Regions from separate parts of the Homo sapiens genome. Here region 2 is linked to region 1. Evidence: chromatin loops called from intact Hi-C (ENCODE). Cell type or tissue: HCT116. All regions are shown on one strand. Each heading gives the region's core, and the rest is flanking DNA. Links, peaks and the distances in the headings are about the cores only.

Region 1 (8,345 bases), core at 333-8,332:
CAGCTGTGTAATATTCTCTCCAAAACCCATAACCCAAGTGTAGTCATGAGAAAAATATCAGACTAACCCAAATTGAGGGACCTTCTAACACACACCTGACCAGTACTTCTCAAAACTGTCAAAATCATGAAAAAGACAGAAAGAGTAAGAAACTGTCACCCACAGTTAGAGACTAAGGTGACGTGACAGCCAAGAACACTACGGTATCCTGGATAGAACCTGGAATAAACAAAGGACACTAATAGAAAATTGGTGAAATCTAAATAAAGTATGGAGTTCAGTGACAAGGAATGTACCAATGTCGGTGTCTCAGTTGTGAGGAATTTACCATGGTAATATAAGATGATAAGATTAGGGAAACTGAAACCGGATAAAGAGTGTATGGGGATGCTGTATTTTCTTTGTAATTTTTCTCTAAATATAAAGGTATATTTTTTTAAAATGTAGTTATATGTGTGAGAGATTATTCTTTGAAGCTGTCATTTTATATCTGAGCTTTCTTTTAAAAAATTACTTCAGATGTATCGGAACAGTACAACATCTAAAGAGTAAATTTGGAAAAGGCTACTTTTTGGAAATTAAATTGAAGGACTGGATAGAAAACCTAGAAGTAGACCGCCTTCAAAGAGAAATTCAGTATATTTTCCCAAATGCAAGCCGTCAGGAAAGGTAAAATTTTAAAGAATGTGGTTATATTTCTTTATAGAGCAAAGGTTATAAAAAGTTATTATATTAAGGATTAAGTGAAAAATCATCTTTTCATTCATAGACCATATATATATATATCTCTGTGTGTGAATATATATGTATATTTTTTCATATATATGAAATATATGTATCTGTAGATAGATAATTTATATATCTCTCTCTGTATTATCACCAATACTGGACTAATGAAGTCTGATGGCTGGTGTTTTATATCTGCCTTAGTATTAGATTTTTCAATATTCAGTAGTATTTAAATTTTTTTAACATTCTTAGTAGTAATGAGAGTTGTTTTGCATGAAAATGTTATTATTTTAAACAATTTTCATCCAACTAAATACCAAAATAAGTTATTGAATTTAATTTTGAATTTTAAACATGTTGAACTTTAGCTTTAGAACATAATAGTAGTAATTTTTAATTTTTTTCCATATTTTATCTTTTTTTCCAGTTTTTCTTCTATTTTGGCTTATAAAATTCCTAAGGAAGATGTTCAGTCCCTTTCACAATCTTTTTTTAAGCTGGAAGAAGGTAAGTAGTATCTTCTATTTTGGCTTATAAAATTCCTAAGGAAGATGTTCAGTCCCTTTCACAATCTTTTTTTAAGCTGGAAGAAGGTAAGTAGTTGAAAAGCACTTATGTTGTAGCTCTCAAATTATGAAAGAATTTTATTTAAAAAGTTTAAAACTGGGGACTCGGTTTATTTTAGAAACTATGGCAGATAAGAAGATAACCTTTTATTCATTTAATCTAAGACACAGGTAAACACTAATGTCATAGGGATTTTGTAGATAAACTCTATTGTAATGTAAACCTTTTACAATTTTTAGAGAGCATTGACACAGTTTATCACATTGCATCTATGAGAAGGGTCAGCTTAATTATCGAGTCTTTGCAGTTAGTCCAGCAGCAAGAGCTCTGAGTTTCTTGAATCCTTACTTCATACTGGTCCATAGAAGTAGCAACACTATCAAGACTCCAGTGGCAAAGAGAATTCTGAGTGTAGCGAGGGGTGGGCAGTCCCCAAAATTTTAAGGAAGCTTATAGAATCTTGGCATTTAAAAAATAAGTGGTATGTAGGATAAATATATATATGCTGGTGACAGTTGAGGGAGATCACCTCCTGGAAGAATCAGGTATTCATATGCAGATTATTTTATGGCATTTATAAACTGTGAAACAACCTATATTTATGTATAAGGTTTATTATTAATAATTTTCAAAATAACTACAGGATTTTTATGATTGTTCTTTATGTGATTACTGAATACAAAAAGATTTCCTGATACTGTATATATTCTTGTTGCAGCTATGGATTAATGGGTTTACTTTTGCCAAGAACACTAATTAATTATTTTTTGGTCTGTAATATATGGCCTGCATGATGTTCATTGTTTATTCATGTTTATTGGCCGGCATGGTGGTTCACACCTATAATCTCAGCACTTTGGGAGGCTGAGGCGGGAGGATCCCTTAAGCCCATGGTTCAAGACCAGCCTGAGCAACATAGTGAGACTCTGTTTTTACAAAATATTTTTTAAAATTACCCGGGTATAGTGGCATGTGCCTGTAGTCCCAGCTAACTCAGGAGGCTGAGGTGGGAAGATTGTTTGAGCCTGGGAGGTCGAGGCTGCAGTGAACCATGATTGTATACTTGCTGTGTTGCCCAGGCCACTGTATACCAGCCTGGGCAACAGAGCAAGACCTTGTCTTAAAAACAAAACAAAACAAAACAAAAGGTTTATGGAGATAGGACCAATATCCAGAATCTAGTTCAAGAAGCCAGAATAGGCTACAGTGGAGTTGGAGAATGGGAGATAAGAGAGCAGGGATCAAAAGAAGACATGAAAAGAATCACCAGGAAAAAGATAATGGAGGAGAACTTAGAAAAAGTGAAATAAGACAAGTAACATTCAACATACAGTACTTAGGGCTATAGAGGAATTATAGGTGTGGGGAAGAGAAAGGAAGTAAGCGGGAAAAATAACATGTTTTGGCAGCTTCAAATTTAAGTGGGTTGATTACAGAGATATTTTAAAACATTGTTAGCCACTTTGGTAGGTATTGCCATTTTTTTCAGATATTGATAAGTAAAATACTATTTTTATATTTTAATAGCTAAACATGCTTTTGCCATTGAAGAATATAGCTTTTCTCAAGCAACATTGGAACAGGTACTATAAAGTTAAATTTTTAAAAATTATTTTATAGAAGAAAGTATCTGATATCGATTGTTTTGGTTTATATTAGAGAGGGAGAGATATCGTAAACCAGTGACAAATTGGTACAGAATGATCTTAAACTTGGTATAATTTTAATCAACCTTAGGTTCTTCACTTACTAATTTTTTAAATTTTATTTTTTAAATTGATATTATTTTAAATTGACAAATCACACTGTTTATTGGGTACAGTGATGTTTTGATACATGTGTGCAATATGGAATGCTTAAATCAAGCTAACTTTCATTTGCTGATTTTGAATATCTGTTTTTTTCATTTTGTAAAGAAAGTGAGTCATGATGGTGGTGTTTCACATTAGTGTATTTGAAATTACATTGTTTAAGTAGTTATGAATTATTTTTTAAAAAACATATCTATTAATCTAAAATAGTATTCATCTTTGCATGTAACTTTTGAAAATAATCTGTTTGAATAATGTTAATGTTAATAAATCTCTTGATACTTGTTGATATAACTAGATATAGCCTTGTACCATTTCTGATTTAGTTAAAAGTTCTTTGAGGTACTTGAGATACAGCATACTGTATTCATTTATTTCTTTTCACCTAGGTTTTTGTAGAACTCACTAAAGAACAAGAGGAGGAAGATAATAGTTGTGGAACTTTAAACAGCACACTTTGGTGGGAACGAACACAAGAAGATAGAGTAGTATTTTGAATTTGTATTGTTCGGTCTGCTTACTGGGACTTCTTTCTTTTTCACTTAATTTTAACTTTGGTTTAAAAAGTTTTTTATTGGAATGGTAACTGGAGAACCAAGAACGCACTTGAAATTTTTCTAAGCTCCTTAATTGAAATGCTGTGGTTGTGTGTTTTGCTTTTCTTTAAATAAAACGTATGTATAATTAAGTGAAGCTGCATGTTTGTATTGAAGTATATTGAACTATATAGTTTGTATGTCATCTTTTTCACCATTCAGAAACAGTGCTTCTGAATTTGTGATTTAAAGGAATTGTAATAGAATAGTTTTATTTTTAAGTTATCTTTAAGTTTATGCCATCTTCTTAAATAAGTACGTAATGTTCCAATCTAAATAAAAAACTAATTCATAACTAATGCATAGAAAAGATACATAAAGCAATGTGAAAGTTTCTTGCTTCTCCTTTTTAATTTCTAAAAAAGCCACTTTGAATGGAAGTTGTCATCCGTAAAAGCTGAAGTGTAAGCACTAGGAAATCTCAATATAGAGATTTGAGGAAAGTTATATCCACTAGGTGGCAGTCATTGATCATAATAAGTGAAATGAGCCCTTGTTCTAGTACATGATTTTAGGCTTAGGTAATTAGGTATGTGAAATTACATTTCTTTAATTTAAAGTAAAATTCAGAAGGTTTTAGTTATTATAATTAAAGGAAGACTGTGTGTAGAATCTTACGTAATAGTCTGATTCTTTGACTCTGTGGCTAGAATGACAGTTATCTATGGAGGTGGTAGAATTAAGCCATACCTTTTCCTTCATCACTCTTGGAACATATAAATTTTTTGTCATCTTCCTTGCAAAGGGCACATTTAATTTTGTTCTTGAATAAAATATTTTATTGGGTATTTGTTTTTATTGGTAAACTTTAGTGAATCTCTTCTATAAAATTGTAAGTAGATCAGTGTGTAGATTTATTTAGTAACTTACCTCATTGACTTTGGAACATGGTAGGATATGAATAAACTCTTTCAAGGGTTAAATTAAGAATTGTAAGTGCAGTGCGCCTATTTCTTTTTAATAAGAACCAGAATTTCATTTTTGATAGAGTTAAAGGCATGGCTAATATTTTCTTAGAAATACTTCCTTGTACAACCCATGTATTGGCTCAAGGTATAAAATAGTGTAAATAATGCTAGTTGACATTACATTTCAACCAAATGAAAGTATTAACTTCATAAAACAAATATATTGAGAGTGTGATTATTGTATTAGACAACAACAACAGCAATGACAGAAGGATTTGGTACTGAATTACTTTAAATAAGCAAAACCTTTCAGTGGCATTATTCATTCTTTAATGTAGGCAAAATTTAATGAACTTTTAGCTTTATTGTGTAATAAGACATCTGTGATTTTAGGCTCTAGCAGTGGATTTAAAAGTGTTCTTTCTCGGTACAAAGTACGTGGCTGATATTTTCCCCCATTGCTGGGGGCAGTTGCTATACACTTTCCTAAAGTATATATAATGTTCACATAAATACCCAGGGACCTCTTTTTTGGGATGTGCTTTTGTAATTATGTGTAACCTTGAATACTTAAGTTTAGTAAAAGCAACAAAATTATATCTATAGTTTACTAAGGCAGTCACGAAAAAGCATAGTTTTTTTTAGAACCTGACCATCCTAAGAAAGTTATGTCATCTGAAGATAGAGCATGACTAATGAAGAAAATTACCTGCTTTTGCACGTAGATTTGGTAACTTTCACTTTACATTTGTGAATGTGTAATTGGTGCAAAGTAAATTTTTTTTCCTGCAAAGTGAAAGTTGAGTAGTCACAATCATGTTATTTATTTTGTTCATTTAGTTACTTTGCTTTTAATGTATATGAATACATGCTCTTGTAAACAATTTTAAAAGACATTCAAATTTTTTTTTAGTTTTTATATACTCAGAATATATTTTGGTTGTTAAATTAAATTATGTTCCCTTTTTCACAGTAACAAAATCTGACTCAGGAGAAATATAACTTAATTCTTAGGAAAACAAGGGTAAGTGAGCTGGAAAGCAAAGGAGGCAAAAAGTGAAATATATTTATTTACAGTGTACAGTTCATGTTTATGAACATACTAATTTTAAAATGTCTTAAATTACTGATCTCAAAACTTTTTTCTATGTCAGTACAGATAAATAAATAAATATACATATTAGGCAAAAGCAACATCACCAACCTTATATTTCCCATTCATGGTCAAATTTTCAAAGGAAAGTAAAAGCTGAGCTTTACTGAGTGAGTGTTTACTGACTAATAAGGCAAGAAAAAACATGATGAGTGTACTTTACATCTTACTTTTGTGGGCTCTTAATTTTTTTTTCTAGTTTGTTTTCAGTAAAGACAGTGGGTTTTCTTTAAAATAATTTTTTTCTTTTAAATTTGCACAAATTATCTTAGGTCAGTATTTTGGTTTTAATCATTAAAACATTTTTAGAGTAATGTAATTTAACAAATATTTTAAGTGATTATGTTTCCAGAAATGGATTCTTTGGAGAGAACTCGGATGACTATCAGTTTTGGCCCTGTAAGATCGTGGAGATCTGTAAGATAGATACTTATATAACTTACATAAAATATATATAATATATTACTTATATAACTTATATAACTAGCTATTATTTTATATAACTAACTATAATATGACAAATCCTTTGCTAGTAGTACTAACAACGTTTTATAGGAGCACAATTAATTTTACTTAGGATAAGTGTTGTTATTATTGTTTTTATTGTTGTTCTGTTAGTTACTCAAAACTTCATTCTAATTGTGCCCTGAGTTTGTTAAAATACCATACTGTATTTTTGTGTAACATGTAAATAGGCATTAATTTTTGAGAAATAGAAATGTTTATCCTTAATGTATTTTTAATTTGCTAACATTGATTTTTTATTTTCTTTCCTGAAATAGCTTATTTCCTAAAATGAAAGAATTTATTCTCAGATGAATAATTTTTATATCAGCTATTCTTATCAGGTAAAAGTTTAATTATTTTTTATTTATAATATATGTAAGCAATTCTCAATGCTGCTCTTTAAGAAAAATAAATATGATTATATTAATAATAAGCTTTAAGAGTTGAAAATTTAAGACAAGTCATTTTGTATACTGAAGTGAATTCTTTGTTATTTAGTGCTGATAATTGAATAATGAGTAGCTCATATTAAAAATGATGCAAAAACCTGGCACTAAAATTGTTAGTAATTTTTTTTAAGTATCTGAGGCTAGTTTTCAAGTGCAGAAGGAACATTGACAATTACTTTGTTTTAATTTACATTCAGATTTTAAACATAAACTAGGTATGTTTATAGATCTTTTTGTCTTGAATGTATTTTTTTGTAAATAGAAAGCAATCACTTTAACTTACACATTATCACATATAACAGGTTCAGTTACTCTCAGATATTTAACACTACTTACATATTTATCACTTTCCTTAGAATTTTTGAATGAATTGATTCATACAAACACTTAGGCAATATTTTAAACTTAATGAACAGATTCTTCCCAAGTGCCTAAACAACTCTTGCAAATTAAATTACCGTTTTAAATTAAAAAATCAAGTTCTCAAGAATTTCAAGCATCATTTGGTGTTTCTTTCGTTTTTGAGATAGGGTCTCACTTTGCTGCCTAGGCTGGAGTACAGTGGCACAATCCCGGCTCACTGCAGCCTCAAGCTCCCAGGCTCAGGTGATCCTCCCACCTCAGCCTCCTGAGTAGCTGGTACTACAGGCATGCACCACTGCACTCAGCTAATTTTCGTATTTTTTGTAGAGATGGGGTTTTGCCATGTTGCCCAGGCTGGTCTCAAACTCCTGGGCTTAAGGGATCCTCCTGCCTTGGCCTCCCAAAGTGTCGGAATTACAGGTGTGAACCACTGTACCTGGCCTTCAAGCATCGTAAAAATAGGCAAAATACACAAAACTTCCTGGTTATAAGGCTTGCAGCCACACTTGCATAAATATAGTAATGTGTTGCATAACAACATTTTGGTCAAAAATGGGCCACATAGTAAGATGATAAAATATAATACTGTATTTTTCTTGTACCTTTTCTATGTACACAAATATTTACTATTGTGTTACAGTTGCCTACAGTATTAAGTATAGTAGCATGCTGTCCAGGTTTGTAGCCTAGGACCAACAGGCTGTATCATATAGCCTAGATGTGTAATAGGCTATTGCCTTAGCACAGTGACAAAATTGCCTAATGATGCATTTCCCAGAACATATCCCTGTTGTTACGTGATGTGTGTGCAAGATTCTCAAATAAATACAGTATCAGTACACTAATCAGAAGTAATTTTTTCACCGTGTCTACATATATACCTTTGCAGAGTTACACATTTGCCAATAAAAGAGCTATCTCACACTATCAAAATTTATCCCTTTGATAATTTGAGACCAAGAGATGGATGCTAATTAGGTTTCTCAGTTAACAATTGGGACTGATCAAGGGGTATCTATCAACTAAACTAAATAATGATATAAGCATAGAACCTGGATCTGCCTTCTAAGACTAAACTGGCAACTGTTGAGGTGGCCCTTCTTTTATGTTCAAACTTTGATTTTTGAGCTTTAAGTTGTGAGTTAACCCAATCTAAGTTTCAGGTTTTTGCAACCCAGTATTTTCCGCTAAAACAAGATGTTTTTTAGGTTTTATTATTACGTTTCATCCAAATTCATGATAATAGGACTTTCCAGCTTCTG
Region 2 (8,345 bases), core at 1-8,000, 280 kb before region 1:
ATTCTTCGGAGAAAATTCCAGTAAGAGAAAAAATACACTGGTGAAAGAAAATTCAAGCAATTGGATGATTTTTTTTAAACAAATTGAAGAAAATAAACCTTCTAAACAGAAACTAGTTGATGGCAGGTCCATAGATCATATGTCTAAACCTGGGGTTATCACCGCAGCTGTACATAAAAATGACTTGAGAACATTTAAAAATATATTAGTATCTTGGCCCCTCCCCAGATCAGTTAAATCAGAGTCTATGAGGATGAGGCCTAGGGGGCAGTGATTTTGAAAGCTCACTAGAGTTTTATAAATGAGCAGCCACAGTTGAGAATCATTGGATTAAACTGGTGATTCACAATGGTAGACTCAGCTTTCTCAAACTTTTCACACCAGCCTCGTTCTTACCAAAATTTCCTAAAGCACCCAGAATCTTGGGAAAAGGGGATAGGTGGGAGAAAGGTAATAGGGAGAATAATTTGAAGAGACTTAGCTAGATAAGATCATTCCCCATTACCACCCCTCTTGAGAACTACTGTTCTGTACTACCCAAGATGCCTCATCTTTTTTTTTTTTTTTTTTTTTTTTTTTTTGAGATGGCGTCTCTCTCTTATCACCCAGGCTGGAGTGCAGTGGTGCAATCTCAGCTCACTGCAACCTCTGCCTTCTAGGTTCAAGCAATTCTCCTGCATCAATCTCCCGAGTAGCTGGGACTACAGGTGTGTGCTACCACACTTGGCTAATTTTTGTATTTTTAGCAGAGATGGGTTTTCACCATGTTGGTCAGGCTGGTCTCGAACTCCTGACCTCAAGTGATCCGCCCACCTTGGCCTCCCAAAGTGCTGGAATTACAGGCGTGAGCCACCACGCCCGGCCCCTCATCCCTTTTTTTGATGTGACCTTAAACATCTGAGGATAAGGCAATAAATAAATAAATAACCAACCAACCAACCATCCACAAAAAACAAGTCTTTGAATCCAGAAGGCAAAATCATGAACCCAGGTCAACCTGGCAGAGGTACTACCACATCCAGCACACTCCCTCAAGGAAAACAGACAGGAAGCAGCCTAGAAGATATATCTTTTAAGAGGCATCCAACAACTATTACACTAGTGCTCGAGGCTCCAGCCCCTCTCTAGTCATCCAGCCAAAAACAAAAACAAACAACTGCAGACCAGCCTCATACATCATCAGGGAAAAGTACCAGAAATGAGAAGGGGCCTAGGGCTAACAAAGAGTCGAAGAGCTCTTAGGTTCACAAGCAACAGACAGTTGCTTTGTTTTATGTTTCTTCCATGTTTCCTGATGAATGCTGTATTCACAGCTTTTTTTTTTTTTTTTTGAGACGAAGTTTTATTCTTGTTGCTCAGGCTGGAGTGCAATGGCGTGATCTCGGCTCACTGCAGCCTCCACTTCCCAGGTTCAAGCGGTTCTCCTGCCTCAGCCTCCCGAGATTACAGCTGTCCACCACCATGCCCAGTTAATTTTTTGTATTTTTAGTAGAGTCAGGTTTTCACCATTTTGGCCAGGCTGGTCTTGAACTCCTGACCTCAGGTGATCCACTCGCCTTGGCCTCCCAAAGTACTGGGATTACAGGCGCGGGTGCCCTGCCTCACAGCACTTCTAAAAACCATGGAGGCTGAGGAATGAAGCCACGGGGAAGATGTTCCTTCAGCTTCCTCAGTACCTCAAACAGCCTTCAGAGCTCCAGGCCCTTCCCCAGCAGTGAGTACTCAGAACGGCTCCCCTCCCAGGGTCACAGCTGGGCCTGCCACCATCTCCGAGCCCCCTTCCTCCTAATTCTCATCTACTTCTCCCGGATGGCCAAATACGCTAACCTGGCTCAGGGGTGTGCTTCACTTCTGGCATCCTGCTTCCAGCATCACTTGCCATGATCATTACTATCAAGCCATGCTAGGCATCATGACCTCTATGCAGATAGAAATTACTGGATTGTCTAGAGAATACTTTCCCCTCTTGCTTTTCTTGACTGCCCTGGCAGTTTTCATGAAAATATAGTTCACCTCATGAGTATGGCTCCCTCCCACTTTCCACCCCAACTTCCTTTGGATTCCCTTCCCAGAACTTCAGCATTGTCTCTTATGGTGGGCAAGTTTCTCCACAGTTAGCAAGTATTCAGTAGCAACCAAGGTTCTACAAGACTTCTGGGGACCTAAGAAACACTCTCAAACTACCCACTATCTTCTCACCGAAAGTAATTCTTTGCCTCTACTTCCTATCCCCAGGCCTCTAGTGGGTCCTATCAGCTTTCTCTTTATGCTTTAATCAACATCAAATTGCTTAAAGCTCACATAAAGGAGTTTCTTGCTTTCGTGACATTGTGAATGATGTTCCTTCTGTTTGGAATATGTTTCCTTTCCTATTTCCCTTTTGTCTGGAAAATTCCTCTCGTGATCGCAGCTCCAGATTTATCTCCTCCAGAAAAGCCTATCCTGAGGTCTTCCCTCTGAGTTCCTTAAATCGCCTATGCCCCTATCTCTATCACTGGACTTGCCACATTATACTATAATTATTCATTTATGAGACTTCTCTACTTGACTTTGGGCTCAGTGAGGGCAGGGAGTGTGATACGGTCATCTTTGCTTCTCCAGCAGAGAGGGCATACTCCACAAATGCTTTCGGAATGAATGTATGCATGATGGATTCAACCCCGATGGAAGAAATTCATGAGAACTCATCTTCTTCTTTCACACTGACACTTGGGAGGTGAGGCTGTCTTACCACTGTGAGGTAAAGTCAACAAACTCTGCAGAGAACTTGTCTGCTGGGAGTTGTGGCGATGGCTCCTCTACCACCTGTTTGAGCTGCTGAAATGGAGTTCCCCATGAATCATAGGGAAATCGAAGGATGGCCAACTCAATCTGGAGAAAAGAAGAAAAAAGGAGACAACAGTTTCAACAGGGCTGCTTTAGGGAATCACCCACGTTTCATTTGTGGATAGACAGCAGGAAACACAAGGCAAAGTTCAAGTATAAGTCCAGGGGTAGGGGGGCAGGAAATAAACTAATAATTTGTTCTCTAGCAATTTTCCCCAAATTCCTAGTGCTAGGGATTTTTAAATATTACTTACTAGACACAGCCACTTAAGCCTATCTAAAATGGGGACCCTCACTAAAACCCACTGTGGCACTTCATAAAAATTGTAAGCCAACCGTATTAAACTTCAGGATGTAAAGCTACGAGGATTTCAAACGTTTGGTCTGACAAGTAATTCCCAGCCTAAGATCTTTCCAGAGCCGAGCATCTACTGCCACCTTCAGGTCCCTTGGTGAAATGACAGGGAGAAAAAGCAACCTAGAACCAAATGACAGATCTTTTTTTGGACTTGAGAAAAGGCCACTTTGCATTACAGGATCATGTGCTTTCTGGGCAGGCAGGAGAAATAACTCATGGGATTTATTCAGCTGCTGTGCCTGGGGAGGAGCCAGGACCACAGTGGATAATTCCAGACCTTGGTGATCCACTGAAAATGTATGACCACCAAAGTTATGAAATTTACAATCACCAAAGTTATGAATAAGTTATGAATAAATCATATAACTTTAGGGCTGTGTCTAAGGAAATCATCCTATTGGTTATCATGTATTGAGGATATACCTGACTGATACGGTTGGGCTGTGTCCCCACCCAAATCTCATCTTGAATTGTAGCTCCCATAATTCCTACATGTTGTGGGAGGGACCCAGTGGGAAACAATTGAATCATGGGGGTGGTTCCCCCATACTGTTCTATGGTTCTCATGGTAGTGAAAAAGTCTCACGAGATCTGATGGTTTTATGAAGCATCTCCCTTTTCACTTGGCTGTCTCATCTCATTCTCTCTTGTCTGCCGCCATATAAGATGTGCCTTTCACCTTCCGCCATGATCGTGAGGCCTCCCCAGCTGCATGGAACTGTGAGTCCATTAAACCTCTTTTTCTTTTAAATTACTCAGTCTTGGGGATGCTTTTATCAGCAGTGTGAAAACGAACTAATACACTGACCTGATCAGACTTTGACTTCTACTTCTCCAATAAAAATATCCTGGGAAGCATAGTCTATGTCCTGGATAACACGGCCCTATCAGGGTTCACGCACATTAGCATTCTTTGCACAGCTTAAGCTTCTTGCCTTGGCTCGAATAATTTAATTTTAAACTATAAGGAATCTGGTCAGATCCTCTCGTTTTACAGAGGAGGATAGGAAGATAGTCCATGTGACTGTAACAATTACTCAAAAAGGCATACAGCTCGTCAGAGGTGGAATCAAGAGAAAGATTGGTTTCCCCAATCCCATATCAGTGTTTTTATTGTACCACAATACAAACAATTATTACTCAAAATCTCCTACCAGCTCAGCAGGAGAGGGCGCCCCAAACCAGCATTTAGGGCATTTGTTTCTTGAACCCAACGTCCACCTCATTCTAGTTTCATTACCCACAACCTCATAGTTCATGATGATTGGCATACACTACCATCGTGATGCCCAGACTCCAAATGTCAGACTTCACACTGTATCCCTTCTGGTTGAGCTCTGGGTTTATTCTTTCAGGCTGGAAAGAAGACAGACAACTGAGAAACTGGGAAGACAATTGAGATAACGTTCTTAGCTCAATAGTCTCTGGGGATGGGGGTAGCACCAGCTGCCAAGTGAGTTGTTATAAGCTGTTAACATGCCACCAAGGCCAAGAAGACCCGGTTAACTACAACAAATATCAATGCCTCCGTGGGGTTTCCCTTCTTCTGTGTTTGTCTTTTCTTGGACACAGTAATGGATCAAGTTCCTTTCATAACAAATTTAAAATTTGCCTTAAGAAGAAACAGGGTATACATTATAAAGCTACTTTGCCCATCTAGAATTATCCTTGTTTAAAACATGAACAGTCCAGAACTCAATAAAACAAGTGTCACTGGGCTACTGTCCCATGCTAATAGACCTGAGCAATTTTTAGCTAAACACAGACAGGAAGCTTTTCAATTCAAAGCACAAGTCCATTTCCAGGTAGAATCTAGTGGCCGTTCCTCCAGTTAAAGGGGATTGCAAGGTCTCTGCTAATGACGGTGAATCTTCACAGCTGTGAGGTCCTCTCATAACTAATCTAACTGCCTTGTTTGGGTAATTTAAGCTCTATTTACTATTTTGTCCTCAACAAACAAGGTAATACTCCCCTGCAATACAGTGTGGAAAACTGTGCAGGCTATATGTATTGTGTATATATTTTTTCAAATAACGTATCTCTTTCACTTGATTTTTTTAAAGTAATATATATATAACTATGTCTGTGCCCCACCAAAATCCACAGGTTAAAACCTAATCGCACATGTGGTGGCATCAGAAGGCAGGGCCTTTGGGGGGTGATTGAATCATGAAAGTGGAATACTAATGAATAGGATTGGGGCCCTTATTAAAAAAGCCCTAGAGAGATCCCTCGCCCCTTTCACCGTGCGAGGACTAAGCAGGAAGGTGCTATGTATGATCCTGAGAAACGTGAGCCCTCATTGGACACCAAATCTTCTGGTGCCTTCATCTTGGATTTCCTAGCCTCCAAAACTGTGAGAGATAAATTTCTGTTGTTTATATGCTGCCTGGCTTACATTACTTTGCCATAGCAGCCTGAACAAACTAAGACAATATACGAAGCAAGTGAGTAAAGATTTCAGACATAAAATTTTGAAGAAATACTAAGAGGCAGACTACTTCTGGAGTCTTAGGTACATTTCCATTTTCCCTCTGTGGCCATCCATTTCTTGTTTCCCAGCATGATTTGTCGGCAGTGACATTACCAGATGCCACCCTAGCTAATGTACTTACGGCCATGTATGGTTTGCAACCTGCATCAATTGTTTTAGCAACAGAGTCCACCAAGTAGCCACTGATTCCAAAATCGCACATCTTCACTTGACCGAGAGCATTGATGAGTACATTAGAAGGCTTGACGTCTGAAAGCGAAAACAACCAGGATGCCATCATTTCAGCCTGCTTTCAAGGTTCATTTCTCTGCCACCAGAGGGCCTAAAATCTCCATTTGTCCTTCATCTTCCTTTCCCCAAGCTGCCCAACACAGAAGTAACTGCCATCCCTGACCCACAGTTAACAACAGCTTATTGCTTTCAACTTGATTTTCTATTTCATGTTTTGTTCATGCCTTGTAGAATTGTGAATTTCTCCATACAAAGAACTGTTTTCTCCACTGATTTTATGATCTTCATTACCCTCATACTTGTAGTAAGAGCCTAAAAAATTATTACTGAATCAAATGTCCAATTCAAAATGATCTATTGATATTTAACGTAGGAGTAATAAAACAAAGAACAAAAAGGCAGACTGTGACACAATGATACACCAAATATGACCAAAGCAACCTTTGTTTTTGTTTGGTTTGGTTTTTTCTTCAAGATAAGGTCTTACTCTGTCACTCAACCGGTGTGCAGTGGTGTGATCATAGCTCACTGCAGCCTCAAACTCCTGGGCTCAAATCATCCTCCCGCCTCAGTCTCCTGAGTAGCTTGGACTACAGGTGGGAACCACCATGCCCAGCTAACTTTTTTTTTTTTTTTTTTTTGACAGACAGGATGTCTCTTTGTTGACCAGGCTGGTCTCAAACTCCTGGCCTCAAGCAGTCCTCCCACCCCACCTCCCAAAGGGCTGTGATTACAGGTGTGAGCCACCAAGCCTGGCCCAAAGCAACAGATTTTGATTGAAACCTCTGCTAGCGATGTGTCAGAGGTCACATAGTGTAAAGGATCATAAACCCAGGTATTCCAGACCACAGGGCAGGTTACTGAAGAAGCAGTATTACAGACCAGATTTTAAACGAATCCTTTTGACTAGAAAAATTTAACCCACCCGCCCATATGCCCAAAAAATGGAACTACGATTATCTCTGGATAATAACATTTGAAATTACAGCTAATTTTTCCCTTTGTGATACTTTTCATAACACCCATAAAATTGGAAGTAAAAGATTATTACAAAAGCTTTAAAAATTATCCTTTATAATTTTCCCTTTAAGCTAGAAGATACACAAATTTCATTTTATTATTTTTATACCTTACATATTTTCTCTAATATGAATTACATATTTCATAATGGTGAAATAACCCTTAATGTTAATTTCAAAGTTGTGAATAATCTACAGTCTTTTTCCTATCTGTATTCCTTCCTATTTTCTTCTCATCTTCCTTCATCCTATTTTTCCAATTTTTAATAATAACAACTAACAATAATAGGCACACTGTGGAAGGCATTTTACATTATTTCCAGGCTCAGAGAGTTTAAGAATTATCCAAACCACAAGGCCCTCTTACTTACCAATACATTCCATTATTCTTCCCAAAGACAGGGTTCTGGTTATCTCTTCCCAGAAGTTTCCCTGACTACAATCACCACAATCACTACAATCACCTGCCTCAGCCTCCCAAGTAGCTGGGATTACAGACACCCACCACCACACCTAACTAATTTTTGTATTTTCAGTAGACACGGGGTTTCACCATGTTGGGCAGGCTGGTCTCAAATTCCTGACCTTAGGTGATCCGCCCTCCTCGGCCTCCCAAAGTGCTGGGATTGTAGGCATGAACCACGGCACCCAGCTTGGTACTTTCATATTTCTAAGGTGGTTTTTTTTTTTTTTTTTTTTTTTTTTTGTACATTTATCTTACTTCCCTATAAGAATCCTGATGCATAATTTAATCAGAATATATTTTCTTCTCAGATACCTCTCAGGGGATCTATTACATTTTAAAAGTGATTTTAAAAGATGAATAAATGGATGAATGGGGGGATAGAAAATGAATGAATGGATGGATGGATGAATGGCTGGTTGAAGAGATAACAGGCCAATAAGAAGGAAGAAAAGGAAAGAGGAAGAGATAAATCATTATATCCTGCCTCCTGTTGTCTGAAAGGGCTCTACTTTATACCAGAGTTTTTCACACTTTCATGTGCACAAGAATCACCCGGAAATCTTGTTAAAATGCAAATTCCAATTCATTTGATCTTGAGACCCATGATTCTTTTCCAACAAGCTCTCATGTGATGGCCAATACAAGATCAATTTTTATCATATTCTCTAAAATTCTCAATGATATGATCTCATAGCTCTGCTTGCTAACAAGTGTTTATATTCAATTTGGATGTAAGACAAAGATCACGTCTTCTTCTTATGTCCTCAGCCATGATAAGGAATACTACTTATATGGTTTGCTATCCAATCTCAAAGGAAAGCCCCTTAGTTCTCTTGCCTGAGTCAATTCTACTTCCACCCATGGGGGACTGGGGGTAGAGACGGACTCCAGGTGAAAGAGATGAACTTTATCAAAGGAACAGCCAAGGCAGCTCATGGATGCTTACCTCTG

The links. Hi-C counts contacts between places; a loop is a spot of excess contacts. Peaks named below come from ENCODE experiments on the same cell type or tissue, not always from the same donor. Only the 100,000 strongest peaks of a DNase experiment are listed, where the experiment ranks them.
Region 2: it touches region 1 in a loop (4-fold over the local background); 14 of 110 quality-filtered maps call a loop at or near these places.

The regions. Positions count from the first base shown.
Region 1 is chr17:69,242,796-69,251,140 of GRCh38, reverse strand. It overlaps ABCA5 (ATP binding cassette subfamily A member 5), which reads left to right. Exons shown (of 39, transcript NM_172232.4): 36 at 520-669; 37 at 1,157-1,236; 38 at 2,824-2,879; 39 at 3,497-6,830. The coding sequence ends at 3,604. It also overlaps a transcript of ABCA10 not described here. Among named protein-coding and RNA genes, the nearest start is that of PRO1804, 12 kb to the right of the region's middle. In HCT116, for the core only: a CTCF peak has its summit at 4,125 (motif pointing right); a DNase peak (open chromatin) is centred at 4,160.
Region 2 is chr17:69,521,096-69,529,440 of GRCh38, reverse strand. MAP2K6 (mitogen-activated protein kinase kinase 6) reads right to left here. Exons shown (of 12, transcript NM_002758.4): 7 at 8,341-8,345; 8 at 5,800-5,927; 9 at 4,463-4,540; 10 at 2,732-2,871. Among named protein-coding and RNA genes, the nearest start is that of MAP2K6-AS1, 40 kb to the right of the region's middle. In HCT116, for the core only: CTCF peaks have their summits at 2,572, 3,270 (motif pointing left), 4,350 (motif pointing right), 5,992 (motif pointing right) and 1 weaker place; DNase peaks (open chromatin) are centred at 3,250 and 6,000.